Regions from separate parts of the Homo sapiens genome. Here region 2 is linked to region 1. The links are chromatin contacts, found by Hi-C or POLR2A ChIA-PET in ENCODE. All regions are on one chromosome and are shown on one strand. Each heading gives the region's core, a stretch centred on a gene start or an enhancer-like site at or near the end of the contact. The rest is flanking DNA. Distances are from core to core; before and after follow the strand shown.

Region 1 (5,185 bases), core at 2,412-4,911:
TTAGCAGGGCGTGGTGGCGGGTGCCTGTAGTCCCAGCTACTCGGGAGGCTGAGGCACGAAAATGGTGTGAACCCAGGAGGTGGAGCTTGCAGTAAGCCGAGATAGCGCCACTGCACTCCAGCCTGGGCGACAGAGCGAGACTCCGTCTCAAACAAAAAAAAAAAAGAAAAGACAAAAAAACCAAAGAATCCATACCCACAAAAAAGCTCCTGGAACTATTGAGTGAGTTTAGCAAGGCCACAGATAAAAGGTGGATATACAAAAATCAAGCGATCTCTATATGCAATACATAACTAGAAAATGGAAATTTAAAAAACAGTACCATTTACAATACAACTCTCCAATGAAATTCTTACATATAAATCTTTTTTTTTTTTTTGACAGAGTCTAACTCTGTCGCCCAGACTGGAGTGCAGTGGTGCAATCTTGGCTCACGGCAACCTCCGCCTCCTGGATTCAAGTGACTCTCCTGACTCAGCCTCCTGAGTAGCTGGGACTACAGGTGTGTGCCACCACGCCTGGCTAATTTTTGTGTGTGTGTGTGTATATATATATATATATTTTTTTTTTTTTTTTTTAGTAGAGATGGGGTTTTGCCATGTTGGCCAGGTTGGTTTCAAACTCCTGACCTCAGGTGATCCACCCACCTTGGCCTACCAAAGTGCTGAGATTACAGGCATGAGCCACCGCGCCTGGCCTGAAATTCTTACACATAAATCTAACAAAATATATGCAGAATCTGTATGTTGAAGACTACAAAACCCTAATGAAAATCAAATACGATATATTTTTATATATGGATTAAAAGATGAGATATCAAGATGTGAAAATTGATCTACAGAATCAATGCGGTTTCAATAAAAATTCCAGCATGATTATAAATATCTACAAACTGACATTTAAATTTACTAGGAAAGGCAAAAGAAAAAGAATAGCCAAAACAATTTTGTAAAGGAACCAAGTTGGAGGATTCACGCTACTTGATTTAAAGACTTACCATAAAGCTACACAAGTCAAGACAGTGTAGGACTAGCGAAAAGGATGGACACATAAATCAATGGAGCAGAATAGAATCCAGAAATAAACCAACAAATACAATCAACTGATTTTTTTTCTCTTACAAACATGTTTCTAATAAATGGAAAACAGATCTGTCTTTCCAAAAGATGGTGTGAGACCCACTGGATATCCCGATGTGAAAAAAAAATGCACTACTTCTACCACACTGCACACCTTATACAAAAATAACCTCAAAATGCATCAAAGATCTAAACGAAAAGCCTAAAACCTTTAGAAGAAAATGTTGTGAACTGCTCTTAGCCATGACACCTCAAGCACAGTCCATGAAAGAAAAAACTGATATAGTGAACTTCATTAAAATTAAAAGCCTTTGTTATGCAAAAGACACTGTTAAGAAAGTAACAAGGCTAGTGTGGTAGCTCATGCCTCTAATCCCAACACTTTGGGAGGCCGAAGTGGGTGGACCGCTTGAGCTCAGGACTTCGAGACCAGCCTAGGCAACAGGGTGAAATCCTGTCTCTACCAAAAATACAAAAAATTAACAAGAAGTGTTGATGAGAGCCTGTAGTCCCAGCTACTCAGGAGGCTGAGGCTGGAAGACTGCTTGAGCCCGGGAGGTCAAGGTTGTAGTGAGCTGAGATGGTGCCACTGCACTCCAGCCTGGGCGACGACAGTGAGACCCTGTCTCCAAAAAAAAAAAAAAAAAAAAAAAGAAAAAGAAAATGACAAGCCAAGCCACAGCTGCGACAAGTTATTTGCAAATCACTTATCTAACAAAGAACTTGTTTCTAGAAAATACATATATATATTTTAAAAATCTCAGGATTCAACAATAAGAAAACAGACTGATAAAAAATGAGCACAAGAGCTGAACAGAAGCTTCAGCACCAAAGATCTACAGATGGGAAATAAGCACATGAAGAGATGCTCAACCCCACTCGCCATCAGGAAATGCAAATCAAAACCATGCTGAGATACCACTGCATACCTATCGGACTGGTTAAAATGAGGAAAAACTGACACTATCAAGTGCAGGTAGGGATGTGGAACTACTACTGATACTCTCATATATTGCTGGTGAGGATTCCAAAATGGTATAGCTTCTTTGAAAAACAGTTGGGCAATTTCTTAAACATTAAATATATACTTGCCAAATGACCCAGTCATTTTACTCTTATTTACCCAAGAGGAATGAAAACTTACATTCATACAAAAACCTGTATGCAAATGTTTACGGCAGCTTTATTCATAATTGCCAAAAGCTGGAAACCCAAATGTCTTTCAATGAGTGAATGGATAAACAAGCTATGGTATATCTAAACACTGGAATACTATTGGCCACGAAAAGAACAAACTATTGACACAACAAAATGATTGAATTGCAAATGTGTTATGCTAAATGAAAGCAGTCAGACTCGAAAGACTATACACTGCATGCTTCCATTTATAATGACATCCTAGAAAACGCAGAATTATGAACACAAAGAACACATCAGCTGTTGCCATGGTTAGGACCAGGGGGATGGGCAGCACGAGGGAACCTGGGGAGGTGACGGAGCTGTTCTGTATCATGAAATGTAGTGGTGGTTGCAGGACTGCAGTGGTAGCTGTCAAAACTCAGAACTGTACACCAAAAAGAGTGAATTTACTGTACCTAAGTTTAAAAATAAAATTTAAAAAATGAAACCTGAACTTTCCTTTAGAAATTATGAGTATAAGCCAGGCAATGGTGGCGTGCACCTATAATCCCAGCTACGTGGGAGGATCACTTGAGTCCAAGAGGTCAAGGCTGCAGTGAGCTATGATTGTGCCACTGCACTCCAGGCTGGGTGGCAGAGTGAGACCGTCTCCAAAAATAAATAAATAAATAAATAAATAAAATATAGATAGATAGTATTATGCACCTACATATCAAAAAACTTTTATTACCTAAAAAGTGGACTTGAACAGAACAATGAGTCTAGACACCATCATTGTACTAAAGCATTGCAAACTTTGCATTTACTAGCAGTAGATTAAGCAGAAACAAAGCCTTGTGCCTTGGAAAAAAGACAATTCACCTCCTGGCCGGAAAGCCAGTCTGGACCTGGGATACGATGAACTCCCCATTATGGCTAGGTGAGTTGTACCCAGAGTTCATTATCCTATCATTGGTTGAAATTTAGTGATCCTTATTTTATTCAAAAATTATTCTTGTGAAAATTTTTCTGACATAGCTGGTTTATCTCTAAGCTTATGACTTCAGATGTTATTTTATGCTTGGTAGAATTTTCAGACCAAGTTGCAAATAATTAGAAAAAAAGAGGAACTTTTATTTCCCTGTTTTCCATGAACCTTACTAAGGTTTTCACTAAGTATATGAATATGTCAGTTTGGTACCAGGAATAAAACTATATTCATTCAATATTATTTCCATAAAAAACAAAAATCTCTAAACAAATAAAGAAATGTTAACTGTACATTTTTTCATGAATTATCGAGTCCACAGGAATGTCATAGCATCACCTACTAAGCATTCCTTTTTCTTTTCTCCAGTAGTTGAGCGAGAGGGGAATTCTTACATAATAATGATCTGTGGGCATCCCAGGCAGGAGGCACACAAGTGAGGGGGAAATAGAGCCCTTCTGTGCTGTTCGGCTTCCTTGGCTCATATCCCAGTTAGTGAATCAAAGCTCAACTTTCTTCACACCGAGGGGCTGCTGCTTTCTTGCTTTTCTATGACTTTCTCCTCCCTGGCTGCATGCCGAACTTATTTTTTTTTAAACAAATCTTAGTATGGAAGGAGAACCGTGACTCTCTGAAGCTTTAAAAGAGCACTGAATTATCTGATTCAGAATAAACAATGTATTAAAATCTAAAAGATATGAGAATTTCTTACAAGCCTGAAATAGGCCATTAAGCCATGGATTTAAACACTGTGGAGCACACACTGTGCTAACCAAGTTGATAAAGGAGAGCACAAAATTCAAGGAAATAGACTATAATTTTATATGGCAGAACTGAAGTTTTCATGGAAAGAAATCTGTATTTTTTAAGAGAAAACTGTGATTGAAAGCAATAAGGATGACAAAAAGGAGGTACAGGGAGTGTCTGAACCGGGTTGAGGTACAGGGAGTGTCTGAACTGGGTTAGAAGCAGGGGTTCGGTCAGTGCCTCTGGGCAGAAGGCAGCAGCAGCCCACGGCCATCTGGCTGTCACTCCACCGCCCCAGCACCACGAGGGACCACTCAAGTGTCACCCAGGGGACTGGGGAGATGTGTTTATCTACCCAGTAGTGCAGCCCCATTTTCAATTTTGCTATGACAATTTGAAATTTTTGAAATGTGTTCCAAAAAAATCAAAATCAAAACTTCTTTTAAAACAAAAGTTTCCATCTCCACAAAACACTTCAGGGAAAAATAAACATAAAACAAAGTAAAATATAAAGTAATGTTTTAAGGAGAATAATTTACTCATTGTATGAATACTAATTCTAGGGAAAGATTAGTCAGTCCACATCTTAACAGAAACAGAGTAAGCTATGGGATCAGATTCGAATTCCTTTTTCAGCAATAGAGAGGGGAACCTGTTTAATGTCTGTGGATTTCCGTTTCCTCATCTATAAAGTGAAGATGAAAATGCCTATCTGTGAGGACAGATGAGAGGCACTCGGGAAGTGTCCAGGAACACGTGGGACAAACTCCACGGCAGTGCTGACATGTTTCCATCTGGCACTGCCACCTGGCTGTGAAGGGTCGCAGGCCCTCCCTGAACTGTTTCTCTCGACTCTTGCGAGTGCAGTGAGAATTCCACCGCCTCTTGTCTTCCCTGACCTTTGGGGAAAGAACCCTTCCTTCAGCCCTCCATGTTTCTTCTCCCTAGGTTCAGGTGAGCATCTCAGTGTCTCTTTTACATCTCTTACAGGCCTCTCTGGCTCTGACCTTTGAAGACCTCCTCTCACAATCCACTCCTTTCTATTTTCACTAGTTCATGTATGTGAACATTTTCTAGCAATATACTAAAACTCTGTCTAACCTTTAAGTCTGTTTCTTCACAACATTTATTTATTTATTTATTTATTTATTTATTTGAGACAGAGTCTCGCTCTGTCGCCTGGGCTGGAGTGCGGTGGCGCAATCTCGGCTCACCGCAACCTCTGCCTCCCGGGTTCATGCCATTCTCCTGC
Region 2 (4,890 bases), core at 792-3,291, 72 kb after region 1:
CCTGAGCACAGGCCAGAACTAACTTTGGGAAAGAATTTGATCCATGGTTTGACTCTGAAACAAAATTGGTAACAGCCCTTTCCTGAAAAGACCCCCTTCTTGTCTGGGGTCCAGTCTGCCTTTGCAGGACTAACAAAATAACTACAAGAAATTACAATTTCGGGGTCATGTAGCCTCTGGCTCCAAGAGTCTGAACCTCCCCAAATTGCTCCTGGGGATAACATCACTATTGTAAAACCTAAGATCAGTGATTAAGATATTTGCAGACCCTGCACTTGATGGACTCAGACCAGTAACCTGGCCCAACCAGTTCTGCCATCCAACCCAGGAACAGAAGACATTAAGAAAACCTAACTTCAACCCCTTAAGATTCCATCTGCAACCTGACCAATCAGCACTCCCCACTTCCCAAGCCCCTACCCACCAAATTATCTTTAAAAACACCAAATTATCTTTAAAAACTCCAATCCCCAAATGCTCGGGGAGACTGACTAACAAACTCAGGTCTCCCGCACAGCCAGCTCTACGTGAATTACTCTTACTCCATTGCAATCCCCCTGTCTTGATAAATCGATTCTGTCTAGGCAGTGGTGATGGTGAACCCATTGGGCAGTTGCATCATGAGGATTTTGATAAGAGCACTGGAGTCAACAAGATAAAAGCAAGACATGCATATATTTTTTAACTGTTAGATTATGTTACCTGTATGGTCACATTACCTGTGGCAAATCTGTTTTACATTAACATGGGCAGACTCATACAAATGTCAACCAGTAAGAGATGGCACTGTTCTCACCTTAATACTATCAAGCAACTTAATAGATACAGCAAACTTAATTTATGAATATGTTTACACTGCCTACCAACAGACTGGATATTTGAAGATATTAAGAATGTATTCTGAATTTTTAAGTATAACAGGAATTACAGTTATTTAAGTCTACAGTTTTGGAGATATATATTAAAATACTTATCATGAAACGATGTCTGGAATTTGCTTCAAAATAATGAGGAAAGGGGAAAATAGGGGAGGGGAGGCTAGAGGAAACAAAACGGGCCAGGATCACTGTGGAGGTGGGTGATGAGTACACAGGGGAGTGTCACTGTGCTGTTCTACTTTTGTCCATGTTTAAAATTTTTATAAATAAAAAGTTAAAATAGAAAATATTGAATCATGCCAAACCATTGAGATGATAGTTTAAAAGTCACAGTGTAGTAAATTCTTATCATTTTATGTTGCCTCAGCATGCACTTTGAAGATAAGTGGGACCTTGTCGTAGCAGAAGCAGGGCTCTGTCACCCTGGACATGGCAGAGGGTGCAGTTCTACACCTCCTCCCAGTTCCTCAACATGACTAATACAGATACCTGCCTTAGACAACTTCCTCCTGGCAACCACCTCCCCATGGGAAAGCTACACACAGCCTACTTCACTGGCCCCGATCCCCACACCCCACATGGGCTGTGCAGTCACAGTGTGACCTCCTGGAACCAATTAAACCTCCCTGGGGGAAACCTGTTTGGACCCCATGAAGGCCCATGGGTCTCTAGGTAGGTCTCAATCTCTCTCTCTCCCTTCACAATTCCTGACCTTCAAGCTCCCTGACCATCCTGTGTGTGACCTCCAGGATTGCTGTGTACTCCCAGGGCCTGTAGGTAATAAAATCTGTATTTCTATCTTGTGCCTCTCCTAATCATTGGGGGATGCCCTTCATCTTGAAGACCCTAAATTAAAACACACAGATGTGGAATTTTTCAGCATGACTAATATGAAATTCCAGTGATCTAATTCATATTAAAAATAATCACTTAATGGAACCATGAAAGAATAAAGATTCATTGAATCTCCAAATTCTAAGCCAAGATGATGCCATTTCTTCTTAGCCCATAACAGCATTCTGCCCCAGTTCTCAGGGTTCCAGCTGCTTTCTTCTACTGCTGCTCTCAAGACTGCTGGGGCTTCAGGAAGTTTATACCAGACACCCTGCAAACAGTGACCCTCATCGGAAGAGAAATGCAGTGAGTCGCTGATCAGAAATGGTTTCATCAGTCAGAAATCCAGCAGTCTGCAAGTACTTTGCTTATGTCTATGTGGCCACCAGTCGAGTGAACAGCATAACGGTAACAGCCAAATGGTCTGATGAGCCGTTTGTATTCACTTTCAGTATATCCAGGAAACATAATCTGAAATTTTCTATCAGACAAAATCTCGAATGCAAAATAATAGAGGTTTTTAAAAATTTCTTTACAAAGTTTTTTCTCCCAGCTGATTTGACTGGGGTATTCCTCATATAGAGAAGGATACTGTGTCAATCCTTCTGAAGCTCTCTTACTGATTGACTTAAATGGAGCACAGGATTTTCCTAGTGTGGCTTTAATAAGATACAATCAATTAAGTTTTAAGAAGGGATAAAATAAGGCTTAAATCCAGTATCAAAGCAAACTGACTGTTAACTCCTGCAGTTAGCTTTGGGTAATAAAGGCAAGCTCAACTCTTTAAAAAAGAAAGAAGAAAGAAAGAGAAAGAAAGAGAGAGAGAGAGAGAAGGGAGAAGGAAGGAAGGAAGGAAAGGAAAGAAAGGAAAGAAAAGAAAGAAAAGAAAGAAAGAAAGTATTTTTTGTAAAAGTCAGTCATTTTGGGTGTGGTGAAAACCCTCCAATGGTTTTATTGCCAAATAAATGTCAAAGCCCCCGTGGTCGCCTGGGCCTCCTCAGCCTGGGGAGCAGCCCCTCTTCCCTGAGCTCCCTCAGCTCTGGCCTCACTGTGCAAGCACCAGCCTGAGGGTCTGCTCTTTCCCGAGATCCAAAGACACCCCAAGCACCAGCCTGAGGGTCTGCTCTTTCCCGAGATCCAAAGACACCCCAAGCACCAGCCTGAGGGTCTGCTCTTTCCCGAGATCCAAAGACACCCCAAGCACCAGCCTGAGGGTCTGCTCTTTCCCGAGATCCAAAGACACCCCCACCTTCCCTCAGATCTCTACCTGAGTGTCACCTTCCCAGTGAGGCTTTCTTGTTTTTTTTCACCTGCTTTCAGAACCCTAGTGAAACCATGAAACAACCGGAGAGGATAGGAGAATCCAAACAGCTATGTATCACATTAAGACAGAAAGGTCTGAGCTTTGCAGAGATTCACGCCCCAATACTGCGCACAACCAGCAAGGTGGTTACCATGTCCTCAAGCAGCACAGCAAGGAAGTGGTGGAGAGAGTTACTAAACTGAGGGGCAGGAGGAAAGGCCTAAAGAGGAGACTGGAGGGCAAGATGGGGTCACACCTTCAAGGCCATGGCACTAGGTTACCATCCCCACCCTCAAATTATGCTTCACCCTGGGCAAGAGGCGGTGGCCTGGGAACTAAAATATTATAGGTCTGCTTCCCCAGCAGGACGGGGATGTAATTTGTTGTAAATTATTACAGAAAAGCAAAATTATAATTTTTCCCCCACTTGGACTGTGCAATGGAATTCACACCTGAATCCATTCAATTATTTGTATTTTACAGATAAGGAAAGTGAAGCAGTAAGTAACTTTTCAAAGTAATGTATTAATAACTGGACTGGGATTTGAACCCAGGCTCCTAATCTCTATGCTATATCACCATTACATGAAAATACATATGCTTCATAATCAGGTAGAACTAATTTTATTCATTCATTGCATCTCTAATAAAAGACATAATTTCTCTTTTATTCTAAATATAAAATTCAAGAGAAACAAAACACTAATAGGGGAAATAGGCTTTTATGTAACAGCTATAATGAATCACAGAGGAATGCCAATGACCTCAACATTAATTCATTACATATATACATCCCCACACACATATAACAGTAATTATACACAAGGACAATTCATTGATACCTAACACCAAAAAGGTACTATGAAGTCCAGCGTTTTTAAGTAAACCTGTATTTTATTAACCGAATCTATATACATTTTAAAGAGTTAAAGATCCCCTGACAATTCACCAGCTGGGAATCCCTTCTCTAGAATAAGCTCTGGGTATTGCAAACCAGGTAAACAAAACACATCAAACAACAGCTTACCTGGAAATCAAAAGGAGCAGATCCATTTTAACCATTCCAAGACGCTATGTCCTCGGCCACAAAGGATTTAGAACAAGCCTGGGCACAGACTACTTGCCTCGAATGTTCACTGGTTCCTAAGAGTGGCTTAGTTTAACCAGTGCCAGATAAAATTTTAGAGTACAACCAGGGAAAGTGGACATTTACACTTCTCTAAAATGTACTTTCTGTCCTGCAAGGTCAGTCACTAAAATAGGAGCTCTTTAAATGAGACCTCAAACTAAACATGCCTTCAAGTATTTAACACCATTCCCTAAACTAGAGAAATGATCCTCTTCTACATCATGAGTAACATAATGTCAGAATATTTAGCACTTCTACATAAAATTTTCACACTATGGCTCTTTATTGATATACATTTATTTTTACTCTTAAGTTTCCAATGGCTAAATGGAGGGAAACAGGTCAGAGGGTCTCATTTCTGACTCCAAATACTGAGCTATCTCACTGTACACTATGTATACATACTTTTACCACAGCAACCGTACACCTAATGGAAGATATCTAAGTGTCTGTGTTCTCCATTAGACTGTAAATTCTCTGGATAGAAAAATATACATGCATTTTCACTTACAGTATAAATTCTAGAGAGAGACTGTTGAATAAAAAAAAAAAAAATTATTGGTCGAGCACAGTGGTTCATGCCTGTAACCCTAGCACTTTGGGAGGCTGAGGTGGGCAGACTGCTTGAGCCCAGGAGTTCAAGACCAGCCTGGGCAACATGGCAAAACACCATCTCTATAAAAAATACAAAAATTAGCCAGGCATGGTGATGCATGCCTGTAGTCCCAGCTACTTGGGAGGCTGAG

Evidence for each region. A loop is a pair of places that touch in the nucleus more often than their neighbours do. ChIA-PET counts read pairs that join two places held with the same protein, here RNA polymerase II (POLR2A). Pooled maps may share reads with other maps.
Region 2: a loop to region 1 is called in a pooled map, with 3 times the contacts of the local background. The contact joins two enhancer-like sites. A Hi-C loop is called at or near these places in 1 of 37 single-sample maps with no recorded cell type and 3 of 50 pooled maps. POLR2A ChIA-PET finds 5 or more read pairs at or near these places in 8 of 52 experiments (Panc1, T-cell, WTC11 and 4 more).

Annotation. Positions count from the first base shown.
Region 1 is chr6:157,911,017-157,916,201 of GRCh38, reverse strand. The region is part of intron 9 of SNX9 (sorting nexin 9); the gene reads right to left. Among named protein-coding and RNA genes, the nearest start is that of SNX9-AS1, 21 kb to the right of the region's middle. Within about 2 kb of position 3,661, at least 4 of the 41 ENCODE cell types and tissues checked have a DNase peak (open chromatin) inside an H3K27ac peak, as active enhancers do.
Region 2 is chr6:157,838,127-157,843,016 of GRCh38, reverse strand. All of the region lies in intron 1 of SNX9 (sorting nexin 9), which reads right to left. Among named protein-coding and RNA genes, the nearest start is that of SNX9, 17 kb to the right of the region's middle. RefSeq lists a silencer at 446-740 and an enhancer at 1,258-1,407. Within about 2 kb of position 2,041, at least 6 of the 41 ENCODE cell types and tissues checked have a DNase peak (open chromatin) inside an H3K27ac peak, as active enhancers do.